Regions from separate parts of the Homo sapiens genome. Here region 2 is linked to region 1. The links are chromatin loops, found by intact Hi-C in ENCODE. Cell type or tissue: PC-9. All regions are shown on one strand. Each heading gives the region's core, and the rest is flanking DNA. Links, peaks and the distances in the headings are about the cores only.

Evidence for each region. Peaks named below come from ENCODE experiments on the same cell type or tissue, not always from the same donor. Only the 100,000 strongest peaks of a DNase experiment are listed, where the experiment ranks them.
Region 2: a loop joins it to region 1, with 6 times the contacts of the local background. A loop is called at or near these places in 1 of 110 quality-filtered maps.

The regions. Positions count from the first base shown.
Region 1 is chr4:48,123,956-48,132,291 of GRCh38, forward strand. All of the region lies in intron 1 of TXK (TXK tyrosine kinase), which reads right to left. Among named protein-coding and RNA genes, the nearest start is that of TXK, 6.1 kb to the right of the region's middle. RefSeq lists enhancers at 3,184-4,046, 5,568-5,687 and a silencer at 3,397-3,691. In PC-9, for the core only: CTCF peaks have their summits at 3,988 (motif pointing right) and 4,188; DNase peaks (open chromatin) are centred at 3,466, 4,336 and 8,026; H3K4me3 peaks cover 1,181 bases; H3K27ac peaks cover 2,944 bases.
Region 2 is chr4:48,694,409-48,702,744 of GRCh38, forward strand. All of the region lies in intron 2 of FRYL (FRY like transcription coactivator), which reads right to left. Among named protein-coding and RNA genes, the nearest start is that of FRYL, 82 kb to the right of the region's middle. In PC-9, for the core only: no CTCF peak of the experiment used is centred there; DNase peaks (open chromatin) are centred at 4,213, 5,243 and 5,703; H3K4me3 peaks cover 2,202 bases; H3K27ac peaks cover 5,001 bases.

The DNA.
Region 1 (8,336 bases), core at 280-8,279:
TGGAAAGGAAGACTTCCATTGCAATACACTCCCATGTACTCTTCCTTTCAGTTCCCAAAGCACCTATGCCCTGTCCCAAATGTCCTGTCCCAAAGCACAGTCCTGCCCTGTGGTTCCTAGTTAGGTACCACCTGAGATCGTCATTTAAGTTTCTCTGTGTAGGCTTCATCTCTCACAGGGCTTCCCAATCTCACCACTATCAACATTTTAGACAGGATCATTCTTTATTGTGGGGAGCTGTCTTGTGTACCACTGAATATTTAGGGCATCTCTGGCCTTTATGCACTAGATGCCGGCAGCAACATAACCCCCTCCCTTCTAACACCCACACCACCACCACCTTCCAATTGTGGAAACCCAAGTGTTTCCAGGCATTGCCAAATGTTCCCTGGGGGCAAAATCAACCCCAGTGGAGACACTGGACCAGATTGTAAGCTTCTCAATCTCAGGGACTGCATCTTATCCTTTTTTTTTTATTTTTAATTTTTTTTTTCTGTCTTCTCCCTAGCTTCTAGCATCAGTGCCTGGCACATAACAAAAGCTCAATAAATAACTGTTAAATAAGACCCCACCAATATCAACACCCTTACATTACATCTGAGCTCTTCTTTTTTTCCACTCATTCATCTTATCACCCAGTATTTCACAGTGTGATGCTGGCCACAGAGAAAGCTAAGCTGACCGTGACCTTTTGACTGAGTGGAACGGCAAAGGTGAAGACTGAGCTTCCGGAGCTTTAGCCAGCATTTGTGGGGGCTCATAAGTCTAACCTTTTATTCCAGACATATATTTTTAAACAAATGCTTATCCAAAATAAAGTACCAAACCATGAGATGCCAAATGAAATTATTAAAAACTCTCTGGCATTCAAATGTGTTTGTTTTTTCTTTTCTGTATTAAAAGAACATATGGGGTTCAGCAGGCTTTAGTATCAGGCAGACATGCACTCAAATCACTGTTCCCTTTTCTTGGAGCAACAATGTGATTTTGGGCAATCAAATCTAGAAAACGTAGGTAATAAAAGTTGTCTTCTAAGAAAGGGTTTCCCCACTTCTACCAACACAGCCCTTACCATATGCCAGGCATGACAGATACTTAGATCTTACTATACTACGCCATGCTAACTTACTCACTATACTAACATTATGATCCCCATCTTACACATAAAGAAACAGAGGAACAGAGAGCTTCAGCCATTTATCCAGTCACATAAAAAGCAGCTGAGCCAGAAGTCAAACCCAGAGTCCATGAGCATCACAATAGGACTATCCTTGTGGATGAGAAGATTAAATAAGATTGCAGAGGCAAACATGGCTAGAACATACCAGCTACTCTCAGTTACTTTACCACTTTGTCCCCATCCCCCAGTTCCCTAGAACTCATTCAGCAACTATTTATTGGGTACTCACAAAATACATTTAAGGTAACCAAATAGGAGCAGGTGTGGTTTTCCCTCTGAAGACAAAATGGAGGAAGAAGGCTTAGTAAACGAAAGCGAATCTTCAGCTCCAACTCCTCTCTTCTGAGCCAACTTTATCCCTGACTCAAAGGCAGATGTTTCCCCCGTTCAGGACTCCAGGAGACTCTCTCTCCCTGCTATCAAAGCAGGCCTCAGGAGAGGCTCTCACACTTTTTCTCAGTAAGGTATAAATGACAGACACAATGTTAAATAGTAAACATGCTGTACTGCAGCGCTTCAGCAATGTCATGCTTACTGCAGTGCAGAGGCGTGTACATGTTTGTAAGCATGACATTTGTAACAGTCAGGGTGAACACAGAGAGAGGTTTCTTTTAAGGAACTGGCTCAGGCAGTTGTGGAAACTGGCAAGTCCAAAATCTAACAGGGCAGGCCGGCAAGCTGAAGAATGAGAGAAGAGTTGCAGTTTGAGCCCAAAGGCGGTCTGCTGGCAAAAGTCCTCCTTGCTCAGGGGAGGTCTGACTTTCATTGATTAGGGACTTCAACTGTGGGAGAGGCCCACTCACATGATGGAGGGTGACCCACTGTACTCCAAGTCCACCGATTTAAATGTTAATCTCATCCAAAAATTACCTTCACAGAAACATCCAGAATAATGTTTGATCAAATATCTGGGCACCATGGCCAAGCCATGTTGACCCATAAAATTAACCATCACAACACATTAAATTTAAATAGTTTGACACTTGAAAAACATGGTATAAACATTTACATGAAGATTTTCTTCTGCCTCTGTCACCCCTGAGACAGAAAGACCAATCCCTCCTCTTCATCATCCTTCTCAGACTATTCAACATGAAGATGACGAGGATGAAGGCATTTATCATGAGCCACTTTCACTCCATGAATAGTAAATCTATTTTCTCTTCCTTATGACTTTCTTAAAGCATTTCTTTTCTCTAGCTTACTTTATTGTAAGAATACAGTGTATGATACACATAACATACAAAATACGTGTTGATCAACATTTATGTTATTGAGGCTTCTGGTCAATGTTAGGCTATGAGTAGTTACATTTTGGGGAACCACCTTATTCAAGTGTCAACAACTTTGTGTGTGTGTGTGGTTGTTTGTTTTGTTTTGTTTGAGATGGAGTCTTGCTCTGTCATCCAGGCTGGAGTGCAGTGGCATGATCTCGGCTCACTGCAACCTCCGCCTCCCAGGTTCAAGCGATTCTCCTGCCTCAGCCTCCCAAGTAGCTGGGACTACAGGCACACTCCACCATACCCGGCTAATTTTTTTGGTATTTTTAGTAGAGATAGGATTTCACCACATTGGCCAAGCTAGTCTCAAACTCCCAACCTCAAGTGATCCCCCTCTTTGGCCTCCCAAACTGCTGGGATTACAGGCAGGAGCCACCATGCCTGGCCAAGTCAAGAACTTTGAAAGAGAAATTGCTGTTATCAGTCAGCAGGCAGGAGTATCTGGGACTAGAGAAATGCCTCCCCCAGCTCCCTGACCTCACAACACATGGCCACACCTGATAATATTCCCCTTAGTTGTCTTCACTGTCTTCTGCAGCCTGGAATTTAGGAGAAAATATTTTCAAAAATTCTTATGTTTCCTGATTCAATAGCAAAGACAATGGCCTTTAAAGAAAGATACAGACCTACCCTACCACTGCTTTAATTATGACCCAATTTTATTTAATTTCCCTCAAAGTCCAAGAACAGTGGTGAGCAGGAAGGCAAACCACTGCTTTGTTTGTGGTTCCATCCTCTGCCCAGCAGAGTTGCTGCCCAATAAATAATCATTGCGAGAAGAAAAATCACACTATGAAAGCCAAACAGCTCCCTGGTGTTCCCTTGCTTGGCATGACTTTCCAAGACAGCAGGCATCTTTATTTACAGGTTGAAGTGTTGGGCCAAAATTCATTCCAATGCAGGTATCAAGGAGTATTCATTTCATGATCATTTTCAATTTACAGCAGCACAGGTGTTCCCAGTAAGTAAATAGACAGCGCCCTTCCACAGGCATTCTGTGATTACAGAAGCCATTCTTTGAATTGTTTTGCCGATTAACCTGCAGAGGGAAAGCTCTTGAGCTTTTAGCAAATTCCCAACTTAGGCAGGAACTCATGCATATCAAGGGCCTTTGCCAGAGTGACAAAAATGCCCCAGAGATAGGCAATGACTATTTGCCTGCTGGAAGGAAATGTGGAAAGAATATATTCGGGCTTGAAGATTATCACTGAAGGAGCTGAGCTTCCTCTCCCAGGCTTACATCTGCGCTGTTCTTTTCATCTACTTCTCATTCCTCAGTAAATATCTCTAATGATGAGCCTCAGGCCAGCAAATCAGAAAAAGGGCATCGCATCAGATGTAATCTCTGTGACCTTTAGAAACCGGCACATCTGTCATGGGATAGGCAGTTGGCCCTCCCATCTTTGGTATTTGTGTTTTTTCCTTGGAAGGATTTGCGCCCCTCTGTCCTCTAGGAGAGGCTCCTATTGACATTCCTTCCACCCCCAGAGGTTCCTGGGTGGCAACAGCTGGGCTGATTGGGAACAGGTTTCCACCAGGGGGCACTGGAAGAAAGCAAAAGTGAGAAGCACCCCTTCTCAGAATAGCTCCTAAGGTCATCTCTGAAGAGGACAAAGGAACAGATGTGAAGAACTGTGGGGCCCGGGCTGCGCGGGAAGCAAAGCCGCTGTCGCTTCCTCATGTCTAATGTTTTGAAGTTTACATCGTCACCTCCAGTTCATCCCCTGGCATTTCCGATGTCAGGGTTTCGTTTTGAATCAGTGCCTTGAGTGAAATGCATTCCTACTGAATTTGGTCATCATAATAACTGGCACATGGCTAGTGATTTATATTTAAAAACATGGCTTGAAACTGGCTCAGTTTTGAGAGCTGCCTTAACCCAAAGACCAGGCTTGTTGCCCAAGCCAGGCGCTCCAGGTTGTGGTTTTAAGATGAGGAATGTCTGATACCGGCTGCTTTTGCAGTTGATGGGCTGTGGTGAGTGGGGAAAGCCTTAAAAACTTGTGGCTTTGGAAAAATGGCTCTGGGTGACCAGAGCTGATTCTGTAAGTTTGCTGCAACATATCCTTTTTGTTTTTTTTTCCAGAAATTTACAGAAAGGCCAAACTTCCTCATTACTCTGCCATAAATGCCCACCACTACATCCTTTTTTTTTTTTTTTTTTTTTTGAGATGGAGTCTCACTCTGTCTCCCAGGCTGGAGTGTGGTGGCACGATCTCAGCTCACTGCAACCTCTGCTCCCGGGTTCACGCCATTCTCCTGCCTCAGCCTCCCGAGTAGCTGGGACTACAGGTGTCTGCCACCACGCCCGGCTAATTTCTTTTTGTATTTTTAGTAGAGACGGGGTTTCACTGTGTTAGTCAGGATGGTCTCGATCTCCTGACCTCGTGATCCACCTGCCTCGGCCTCCCAAAGTGCTAGGATTACAGGCGTGAGCCACCGCGCCCAGCCTATCTTCAAAAGGCCCCATTTCTTAAGGGCCTTTTGAAGATAGGCACGTTTTAGCCACATTAACCCATATTATCTGGGGAGAGTGACACATAACTAGCTTGGCTATAGCATGGATGGATTTCTACCTCTGAACAGGAGTTAGAAAAGACTTCCAAGTTGGAGTTAGACTTCTTGGTTTGGAGTTAGACACCAAACCAAGACCCCACACCAAGGAGAGGGGAAAATAGTAAAATTGGGACATTGAGTTTTTCACATATTTATTCAATTTAGAAAGTTATCCTTTATTCTGAGTTTATGCCCTTTATACATTTGGGGTCTGAAGTGATCCTGTGTCTGTGTTCGCACGTGTGTGCACTTTTCCTTTTGATACTAAAATGTCCATTATTCTAAGAAGTGATGGTCTCCAGAGATGTTAGTTTTTCTAAATGTATGGATAAAATAAGTGAGTAATTTGTGTTAGACCTTGACTGTTCTGTTTTTTTGACATTATACTGCCAGTGAAACCTTAAAGAAGGGAGGATAACTACTTTAGGGGAGTCACTGGTGACTAAGAGAAAACAAGTACCTAGCTAACAGGACACCAAACTGATCAATTTGAGTGGAAGAGTGGTGCTTGACCTGTCTATGGCCTGAAGGGGTGCTGTGTGGGGTGAGGAGATTCTAGAAGCCTGGCAAGCTGGATGGAGTCCCGGGCACCAGGGAAGACAATGTTTCTGGGAGTAAAAGGTGCTGTAAGGAAAGGCAGAAATCTTCCTGATGATGACCGCTCATCTGTTTCCCAGCTTCTGCCAGGGCAACTCCCCAGACACGGACAGCAGCCACCCAAACCCTTGTTTGGTCTATGAGGCAATTTTTCTTTCTTTCTCAGAAGGGGCTGATGTGAGTTGGTCTTTGCAGGCACCTTGCCCACAACTTCCCCACTCCCCCACATCTCAAAACAGTGTTTCCTAGAACACTGTTTTCTGTGAGCTCAAAGTTCATAATAAGCTCGCAGACATCACACCCAAGACATCGAGCCAGCTTGTGATGTGAAGAAGTGCTTGGCCACAAGGCACACGGGCGTGGCTGGCACTGGGCCAGAAGCCGTACTGCTCACTGACCCTCGGTGGGCAGGGAGTGTGGGCACTGCTGGCCTGGGGAGCTCCACAGAGGAGAAATGTGGGGATCTGCAGTAGTTACAAAAGGCAGCTGCAGTGACGAGTTAAAAACTGAAATGATTTAAAGACAAAAGAAAAGACACATCTAGTGTCCATTTTAATCTTTCAGAAAGGGCATCAAACTCCAGCCCCAGGCAGAAGGGTGGCCAAAGTGGCCAAGTTCTTTTTTAATCTGCGGCTTCTCCTGCTTTTGCCACACACTTAGTTATCTATTGTTGGAAACAAATTATTCTGAGACCAAATGACTTACAACACTTATCTCACACTTTTGTGGGCCAGGAGTTCTGGAATGGTTTAGCTGAGTGCTTGTGTCTCCAGATCTTTCATGGAGTTGCAGTCAAGCTGGGCCCAACCAGAGCTGGAGAATACACTTCTAAGCGAATTCCAAGCAGGTCATGGTGCCTCGGTTTCTCGTGATGGGGATTCTCTGCGGGCTGCCTGAGAGTGCTCCCAACAAAGCAGCCGGCGATGCAGGAGACAGAAAGCCCGAGATCGCAGGAATGGGAGCCGCCACCTCTGTAACCTGGTCTCAGAGGTGACGTTCCATCACTTTTACCATATTCTAATCACAAGAAGTGAGGTACTAGGTCCAATTCATACTCAAGGAGGAGGACTGCCTAAGGGCGTGAATATCTGGAGGCAGATATCATCAGGCCATCTTAGAGGCTGCCTACCACAGCTACCCTCCTTATCTTCATATTCATAATAGTAATAATGGAAGGTGTTGACCTAACAAAGTTGGTGTGAGAATCAGATACAAAAAGGAGTAAGATAGGACTCTGAAAAGAGAGGCCCAAGAAAGGCAGTGTGACCAAAACATCCTTACTTTACCCTCAGATCCAGTTATGGAGATGAGCCCAGAAACCTGCCTTTTAACAGCACCCCAGGCATGCTTCAGGCACACCAAGACTTAGAAACCACTCTTTCTACTCTCTAAGTTGGGAATAAAGAAAGGCAGAGAAATTAGGCAAACAGGGGAGCTAAGAGGTGAATTCTTTAAGCCCCCAGCTGCTTTCCCTTGCCCTGTCCTTTAAATAACTCTTCTAGGCTGGATCTGTTCTCAGGGCAACTGTGAGTTGATGGAAATGCTGGCAATACCAAGTACGTTTCACAAACTGAATCTCACTGGAGCAGTGCCCTGAGACCCCACTCCAAATCTCCCATCAGTATGATCAATATCCCACGCTCCACAATTATCTTCTCCCACCCTATAGCAGCCTTTGAAGCCAGGATTCTATGACAATGCTTAAAACAACAAATGTTTTTGGCAAATGACCCTAACAAACATATAAACTTTTTTTTTTTTTTTTTTAAAAGACTGGGTCTCACTTTGTCACCCAGACTGGAGTGGAGTGGTGCAGTCACAGCTTACTGCAACCTCAAACTCCTCAGCTTAAGCAATCTTCTTCGCTGGACTTTTTTTGTTTGTTTGTTTGTTTTTTGATTAACAGTAATACATCTTGAGGCATCACTTAGCTGTCTCCTTGTCAATAGTAAACACTCATTGTTTTACCCAGCAGAAAATGTAGCCACATTCAGCTGCAATATACAGTAGACAACAGGTGATTCTTACCATCAAATCAAATTAACAGAAGCTGGAAAGGAGAACGAGATTTCATCAAATCCATGCCAGAGAGAATAATCCTCAAAATATCCCGCCAATAGGTAGTCCCTTATTTAATCCCTTGGACAATCAAATCCTTGTCTCAACACTCACAGTGATTTATTTTATATATAACCGAATCCTTCCTGCTGTAATTTACAGCATTTTCTTTAGTTCTGACCTTGAGGGAAATAAAGAGCAGATGCTCACACAGCTTTTAATATTTAAAGATCCTTAAGTCACTGCTGAGCTTGTCCTGCCAGTGGAGGTGGCAGGGGACACAGGTTGCTGCTTTGTCGCTTTTTCTGCTTTGCTCTGCTTGGCCTATATTTCTGTTTACAGGAGGCTTGTTCTTATCTGCGTGAATGGAAGACTATGAGTTATTTTCAGGTCAGCACAACTGGAATAACCTGATTTTTTTTTTTTTTTTTTACAAAATCTACAAACAATTGTTGGCTCCTATGAGGGGATTTCGCTTAAACAGATGATATTTAAAAATTACAATCAATTTTTCCTTAATGCTACTTAAAAGTCAGAAATGTAAAAACTTGACTTTTTTAGCTGGTCTTTGATTGCTTTAATCTGATATGACTGAGCTTTGTTGAAGCTTGGTTCCATCGTCACCTAGTATTAAAATCAGACAGTATTTTCCTTCCTTATCTGCA
Region 2 (8,336 bases), core at 276-8,275, 570 kb after region 1:
TGCTCAGCCACCTGAGTAGCTGGGATTACAGGCATGTGCCACTGCGCCCAGCTACGTTTTGTATTTTTAGGAGAGACAGGGTTTCACCATGTTGCCCAGGCTGGTCTTGAACTCCTGACCTCAGGTGATCCACTTGCCTCGGCCTCCCAAAGTGCTGGGATTATAGGTGTGAGCCACTGTGCCCAACCTATAATACATTTTTTAAAACCCAGTATACATATACACAATATAATATGATATATTGGAAATAATCTGCAATATGCTTTGGTAGTCTCTAACGTAATTACAGGAAAAACAAGTGTTATATTCTAGTCATTTCCCACTAAAATTATTTCTTGACTTCATAATTTGTAAATCCCTGGCCCAAAAAAACTGCCCCATGGCTGGACATGATAGCTCACTCCTGTAATCTCAGCACTTTGGGGGGCCAACGCAGGGGGATCACTTGAGCTCAGGAATCTGAGACCAGCCTGGGCAACATAGTGAAACCTCATCTCTAGTAAAAGTAAAAGAAGTCAGCTGGGCATGGTGGCACTAGCCTGTAGTCCCAGGCTAAGGTGAGAGGATCACCTAAGCTTGGTAGGTAGAGGCTGCAGTGAGCAGTGACTGTGCCCCTGCACTCTAGCCTGGGCAACAGAGTGAGACCCTGTTTCAAACAAACAAACAAACAAACAAACAAAAAATTGGCCCACATCTCCTGCTTACTGAGCAAAGGAGAAAATGCGTAAGAATCAGTGAACTACTGTTTAAACATACCCCTAAGAGAAGATAACCTCCAGAGTTTCTTCCTGTTCTAGAGCTCTGTGGTGCTGTAAGAGTTGCTCTGAGACTGTGATCCTCTAAAGGGTACATACATCATTACATCTCCCACAGAAACTAGAAAAGTGGTGTTCGGAAAAATAGAGTACTAAATAAAGATGTACTAGCTTCAACTGATAATGTGCAAACTACGCATATATGTAAAGGTCTCCGTCATTTAAAGGTAAGTTTTCCACGTATGATTACAGGTAAAAATCAATGCTACTATGTATCATTTGAAAATTCATAAGCATTAAGATGTTAACATATATTTACTGTAAATATATATATATATATTTGTATGTGGGTACAATGTATGACAAAATACATAAAACAAATGCCACAGAACAAATACTATTCTTGTTACTTTGTCCATAAATATAATAAACTGCAAAATTATGATATAGGCATGAGCAAAGACTTCATGATTAAAATGCCAAAAGCAATTGCAACAAAAGCAAAAATTGACAAATGGGATCTAATCAAACTAAAGAGCTTCTCTACATCAAAAGAAACTACCATCAGAGTGAACAGGCAACCTACAGAATGGCAAAACGTTTTTGCAAGCTACCCATCTGACAAAGGTCTAATATCCAGAATCTACAAGGAACTTAAACAAATTTACAAGAAAAAAACAACCCCATCAAAAAGTGGGCAAAGGATATAAATAGACACTTCACAAAGGAAGACATTTATGCAGCCAACAAATATATGAAAAACAGCTCAACATCACTGATCATTAGAGAAATGCAAATCAAAACCACAATGAAATACCATCTCACGCCAGTCACAATGGCGATGATCAAAAAGTCAAGAAACAATAGATGCTGGTGAGGCTGTGGAGAAATAGGAATGCTTTTACACTGTCGGTGGGAGGGTAAATTAGTTCAACCATTGTGGAAGACAGGGTGGCGATTCCTCAAGGATCTAGAACCAGAAATACCATTTGATCCAGCAATCCCATTACTGGGTATGTACCCTAAGGAATATAAATCATTCTACCATAAAGACACATGCACACATATGTTTACTGCAGCACTATTTACAATAGCAAAGACATGGAACCAACCCAAATGCCCATCAATGATAGACTGGATAAAGAAAATGTAGTACATATACACCATGGAATACCGTGCAGCCATAAAAAAGAATGAGTTCACGTCTTTTGTGGGGACATGGATGAAGCTAGAAGCCATCATCCTCAACAAACTAACACAAGAACAGAAAACCAAATACCGCATGTTCTCACTCATAAGTGGGAGTTAAACAACGAGAACACGTGGACACTGGAAGGGGAACATCACACACTGGGGCCAGTCAGCAGGTGGGGGGCAAGGAGAGGGAGAACACTAGGACAAATAGCTAATGCATGTGGGGCTTAAAACCTAAATGATGGGGGGATAGGTGCAGGACACCATTATGGCACACGTATACCTATACAACAAACCTACACGTTCTGCACTTGTATCCCGGAACTTAAAGTATAATAAAATATATATATACATAATCAAATTAAATTACTAACTTTTAGTTTCAATGGTATTATTTTTCTCCTGCCTGCTTAATGATACTATTATTAAGCAAGAAAATAAGAAAAAAAAAACATAAGCCCAGTATAAAAGAAAAATAACGATAAGAGATCTATCTATCTATCTATCTATCTATCTATCTATCTATCTATCTATCTATCACTTTCACAAGTCAACCATGATCAACAGCACTCTTAAATCCATCAGGTTTTGGCTCAAACAATCTCTGCTTTTGTCTTAAAATGAATAATTTTTCTCCAAAAAAAGTCAATTACAAGGTTTTTTCCTATATGCATCAAATTTCAATAAACTATTATGGTGTAACTGAAGAAGAAGAATAAAGGAAGCTACATCGAAGACTTGGAATTTTAAACCACAATAAAACCTTGTACACTAAGGATAATAAGGTCAATTCCTATATTTTTATATACTATAAAATACCATATGATACAGTAAAAGACATTTCTTATAACAGCCTGAAAATTATGACTCTTACTTTCTTTCCATTTTTACCTAAATTTTACCTAAAATTTCCATTCTTTTGAGGTTTTGACTTATTTGGAAAAAATCTAGAATTTTACCAAAATTAATATAATTTCAGATTTGTAAACAAGGGAAATGTTTACAAACTTTTTTTACTTCAAAAAATAATGTATTTTTACAGGTGCCAATTTTAAATCTCCAGCTCTAGTTTACATTTCTCACCTTTCTTGGATTTCTCAATGTTGATTATAAACTAACTAAAATGAAGCATACTTCTATTTTTATTTTTTGGGATGGAGTCTCACTCTGTCCCCCAGGCTGCGGTGTCTCAGCTTACTGCAACCTCTGCCTCCTGGGTTCAAGCAATTCTCCTGCCTCAGTCTCCTGAGTAGCTGGGATTACAGGTGCACGCCACCACACCCGACTAATTTTGTATTTTTAGTAGAGATGGGGTTTCACTATGCTGGTCACGCTGGTCTTAAACTCCTGACCTCAGGTGATCCACCCGCATGGGCCTCGCATGAGCCACCATGTCTGGCCCTAAAATGAAGCATACTTTTAAAAAGCTTCATAGAGAAGTACTTAAAGAAAAAAATGAAATAGAGAATTTGCATTGGCAAAGAAGAAATAAGAATGGTAATGATGAGGATAGTACAGAATGGGAATAGCATCTCTGGAGACTTTTCATTAAAGACCTGTTAGTGATCAAGTTGAAGGATACAATTGAACCAATTGATGTTGAGGCATTTCCACAGGCACAGGGAGACCTGCATTTAACATTTACTGGGGATCAACCTAAGCTCCAGGAATCTATACTCAGTGGCACTTACACACACAGCTGCTACCATCAAGGAGTTTACAGACAAGCTGGAAAGGAGACATGGGCAGTAGCATGTTTCAAGTGCTTTGAGAGAAGTTACCTAAATATGTTCAAGCTGCAACCAGGTACAAAGGAGACAGTCATCAACCTGAGTGGAGAAGGGAACAGGAAAGACTTCACTGAAGAAGTGGTGCTCACAGCTCCTGTTACCAGAAGACTTACTATAGCCACAATCTGTAACTACGCGAATGGGTTCTTGCCTCTCTTTGAGAAGCTAGCTAACTGATGACTTTTAAAAAGCTACATAAGTAACATATTCAGGTGTTAATAAACAAGATGTTTTTCCTGTAAGCCTCCCTGCCACAATTTCTCAATGTGACGTGATGGGCTCCAAAGCTGGATGCTATCACACACCCTCTGAGTTACACAACAGCTCCTGGCTCTGTCCCAAAAGTGGTTATCTTGGTATTGCCTCCTCCCCATGTTTGTGAAAGAAAATACTGTGCTGGGTGAGATTTACACTGATTGACAGTTCCTCTCGCTCTAGAAATGTATAAAGCATAATAAGCAGTTTATTCAGATCAACATCCTCTGTAGAGAAAATAACACATTTCCAAGTTAGTAACAAAACAACATTCCAAATTAGTTTGGTCACTATGGATGACCATATAGAACATGCCACCACAAAGCTTAATCCTTCACATTCCAGTACACATCCTGTAACTCTGAAAAAACATGCATATAAGAGTCAGTAGGCACCACCCCCACCCCAACCCCCACAAATAGGCTTTATTCTCCACAGTGGTTAAGTCAGTCTAAACAAGTAACAAATATAGGAGGGTAGAATTCAGAATTGGTTCACTGCACTCTAACAAATGGTGCCCTAGAAATCCAAGTTAATTAAATACCCATAACAACAGCAGCAACGACTAATTACCGAGAGCCTACTATGTGTGACCATCTAAGATGCTTCACATATGTTACTTCATTTTAACCCAAACCAGCCCATAATTTCAGTAAATGTTCAACTTTACAAATGTGGAAACTGACAAAGCTAATAAATGAACTGAAAAGTACTGTACCTCTGGATTATATTTTAAAGTATAAGCTGTTATATGGAGTTGAGATAAAATTCTCAAATTAAAATGCAATTATTTTCAATGGCTGTTTGGAAGATAAAATGCAATTATGATTTCAATATGTCCTTATATTGATTCTGAACCTCAGAACAGAAAAAGCTAGAGAACTCTCAAAAAGGATAACTAAACATAATTAACACATCATTTGCTTTAAATATTTCATGAAAACATAAGAGTTTGCCCTATCAAAAGTAAAAAATAGTGGGGGATGGGAAAGAGATCATACTGTGACCAACAAATCACAGAGATGCTTATTTGAAGACTAAATTCAATCCTCATCTGTTAATATCTTACTATTTAAAGTTCAATGAACAACTTCATAAAGGAAAGAGATTGTCCTTTGTTTCAGCCAAGATTTTTAAATCTTTAATCTAAAATACATGCTTCTCAAAGATGGATGCTAACAATTTAAACAAGGTGCTAATTCAATCAGTTGCACAATTCTGGCTCAGCAGTTTCTCTATTACAGGGAAAATGTGACAAAGTAAACAAGCCCTACCTGTGGTTTAACATGAAAATTCCCTCCACTCCACATAAATCGCCCTTCTTCTTCTGGGTCCCTACATGCCTCTTTTCCTTTTTCCTCCTCTATTTTGAGAGAATATTTGGCCCCTGGATCAGTTTACTGGTGTTCAGGGTCATCTGAATTGTATCTTTTGAATATTGTCTACAGATCCAGTTCCCAATCTAGATTTGCTACTACTCTTAAGAATTTTAACATACATTTAAATCATATTAAGCTAGATATTAATGTTAACTAGAATATTTATTAGAGTAAAGCAAAAAGACAAAAAAAATTTAAGTGCTCTAAAAACCTAACACCAGGTATAGTATAATAAAGGAACAGAGTCCGACTGCCTATCGAGCACTGCACTAGGCAGTGAGAGACACGAATGATGAATAAGACACCACCTACCACCTTAAGGAATTTGTGGTGTGGTGTGACTCACCCAGCTAGCTCTATACTGTCTCAGAAGGAGATTGTGGTAGAAAGTTCTAATACGGTACAAATGCAGTTATTACAGAAAAACAAAAGATTTTTTTTTAATATATCAGGCTTCTGAATTAATGCCATGATTATATTTGAAGCTGTAATACTCACGTAGAACTTAAAATGAGAGGGGAAATAAGACACCGGGAGGGCAAAGTGAGACACTGGGTCATTTCTCCCACCTCATCAGGTTTTTTTCACCATCACTACTAGTTACATAAATCCTACGTGAAATGCAGTATTTTACTTATGACAATTTTACATTTTAAGCCTTTCATAAACCTGTCAAACCATGAGCTACAATGAATATTTTTGCTTTTATAGATTCTCAGTTTTAAAAATAGTAACTTTCAGCTAGACACAGTGGTCACGCCTGTAATCCCAGTACTTGGGGAGGCTGAGGTGGGAGGATCACTTGAGCCCAGGAGTTCAAGACCAGCCTGGGCAACATAGTAAGACCCCATCTCTAAAAAAAATCAAAATCCTAGCCAGGCATGGTGGTGTGTGTTTGTAGTCCCAGCTACTTGGGAGGCTGAGGTGGGAGGATCGCTTGAGCCCAGGAGGTCAAGGCTGCAGTGAGCTATGATTGCACCACTGCACTTCAGCCTGGGTGACAAAGCAAGACCCTGACTCAAAAAAATTAAATTAAAAAAAAAAAAAAACTTTCATCACTCCAAACTAAATGCATTATAATTGAAGCTTACTGTACCAAATAATTTCACTCTTACCTGTAAGTACTTGCCCTAGTTACTGTTTCAAAGTAATTTTTAAAAAAAACTTAAAATCACATTGCAGAAACTAGACTCAAGGTGCTTATTTAATCTTAGGCAAGCTCATTTAAAAATTCCATTAAGATACTTCTACCTTAAAATAATACAACCAAAATAGTTTTCATTAGTTAATATTATTGAAACACCAAAACTGTTAAATGTGACTTTAGAAAATTGACTTTTAAATGGGTTTAAAAGGTTTAGTTTCTACTATATTTCAGATAACAAAAATTCAGTATAGGACCAAAATTATTATCATCGCCCAACTCTTTTATTGCATCAATATGTATTAGGAGACAAAAACAACTATTTAATTCAAGAGGTGATCCAAAGAAACTAAAAGTTAGATTAATATCTGTAAAGTCATATCCACAACAAATCTGTAAAAACCCCATTTCCAATGTAATTTCAGAGAAATGATTTCATATGAGAAGGCAACACAATGTATGCAGTATAGTTACACAATACTAAGCCACAGTTACCCACACAAAATCACTTAACCTCATTTATAGGAAGAAAAGGAGAGGAAAAAGAAGGGAGTGAAGGAAAAATTGAATAAGAGAGAGACAGAAGGAAACCTGTAAGGATTTTTAAAAAGAGAGTATATGAAATCATTTTGCAAGTTGTAGGCAGTAAATAATATTAGTACCCTTCCCTTTACAAAAGAAACATGCTGGCTGGCGCTGATCTATTAACAAAATCAAGTATGAGAATCAAGTAAACTAATCCTTGTCAATAGACAGACTATTACATTTACTCTAGAAAGATACACGCTAAGAAGTCAGCTAAGCGGACAATGAGTCCAAAGGTATCTCAGATAAAAGCAGAGGTGCATTCAAATACCTACACATTCATTATTTTATTGACCATTTTCTGCTACCTGGCGATCAAATATTTAATGCCCTGAATATGCCATTACCCCCAGTAAGTCATAAGAACTCTAATATCGTCATACTGTCTTATAAACATATTTTTGTCAACCCAATATACAGAATATAAGCATTATTTGATGTGCACTGAACTATAAAAGCTGCTTCAAACAGCAAGTAACATTCTTCTGTTTCTAAATGAGGTTACTCCCAAAAGTTCTATTCAAAATTTTATAAAATTATACTTGAGACTTCCTTCTTTTATAAGAAATTTGAATGACTGATCCACCACATGGAATGCTCCCTAATCTCATACAATTCAACGTATATCTACTGGGTTCCTATCAGTTTTAAAAATAAAAAATAGGCCAGGTATGGTGGCTCATGCCTGTAATCCCAGCACTTTGGGAGGCTGAGGCGGGCGGATCACCTGAGGTCAGGAGTTCGAGACCAGCCTGGCCAACATGGTGAAACCCTGTCTCTGCTAAAAATACAAAAACTAGCCAAGCATGGTGGTGCATGTCTGTAATCCCAGCTACTCAGGAGGCTGAGGCAAGAGAATCGCTTGAACCCTAGAGGCGGAGGTTGCAGTGAGTCGAGAATGTGCCACTATACTCCAGCCTGGGTGACAGGGTGAGACTCTGTCTCAAAAAAAAAAAAAAAAAAAAAAAAAAAAAAAAAAAAAATGCTGGGCGCGGTGGCTCACGCTTGTAATCCCAGCACTTTGGGAGGCCGAGGCAGGCGGATTACGAGGTCAGGAGATCGAGACCATGGTGAAACCCCGTCTCTACTAAAAATACAAAAAATTAGCCGGGCATGGTGGTGGGCTCCTGCAGTCCCAGCTACTCGTAGAGGCTGAAGCAGAATGGTGTGAATCCGGGAGGCGGAGCTTACAGTGAGAGGAGATCGGGCCACTGCACTCCAGCCTGGGCGACAG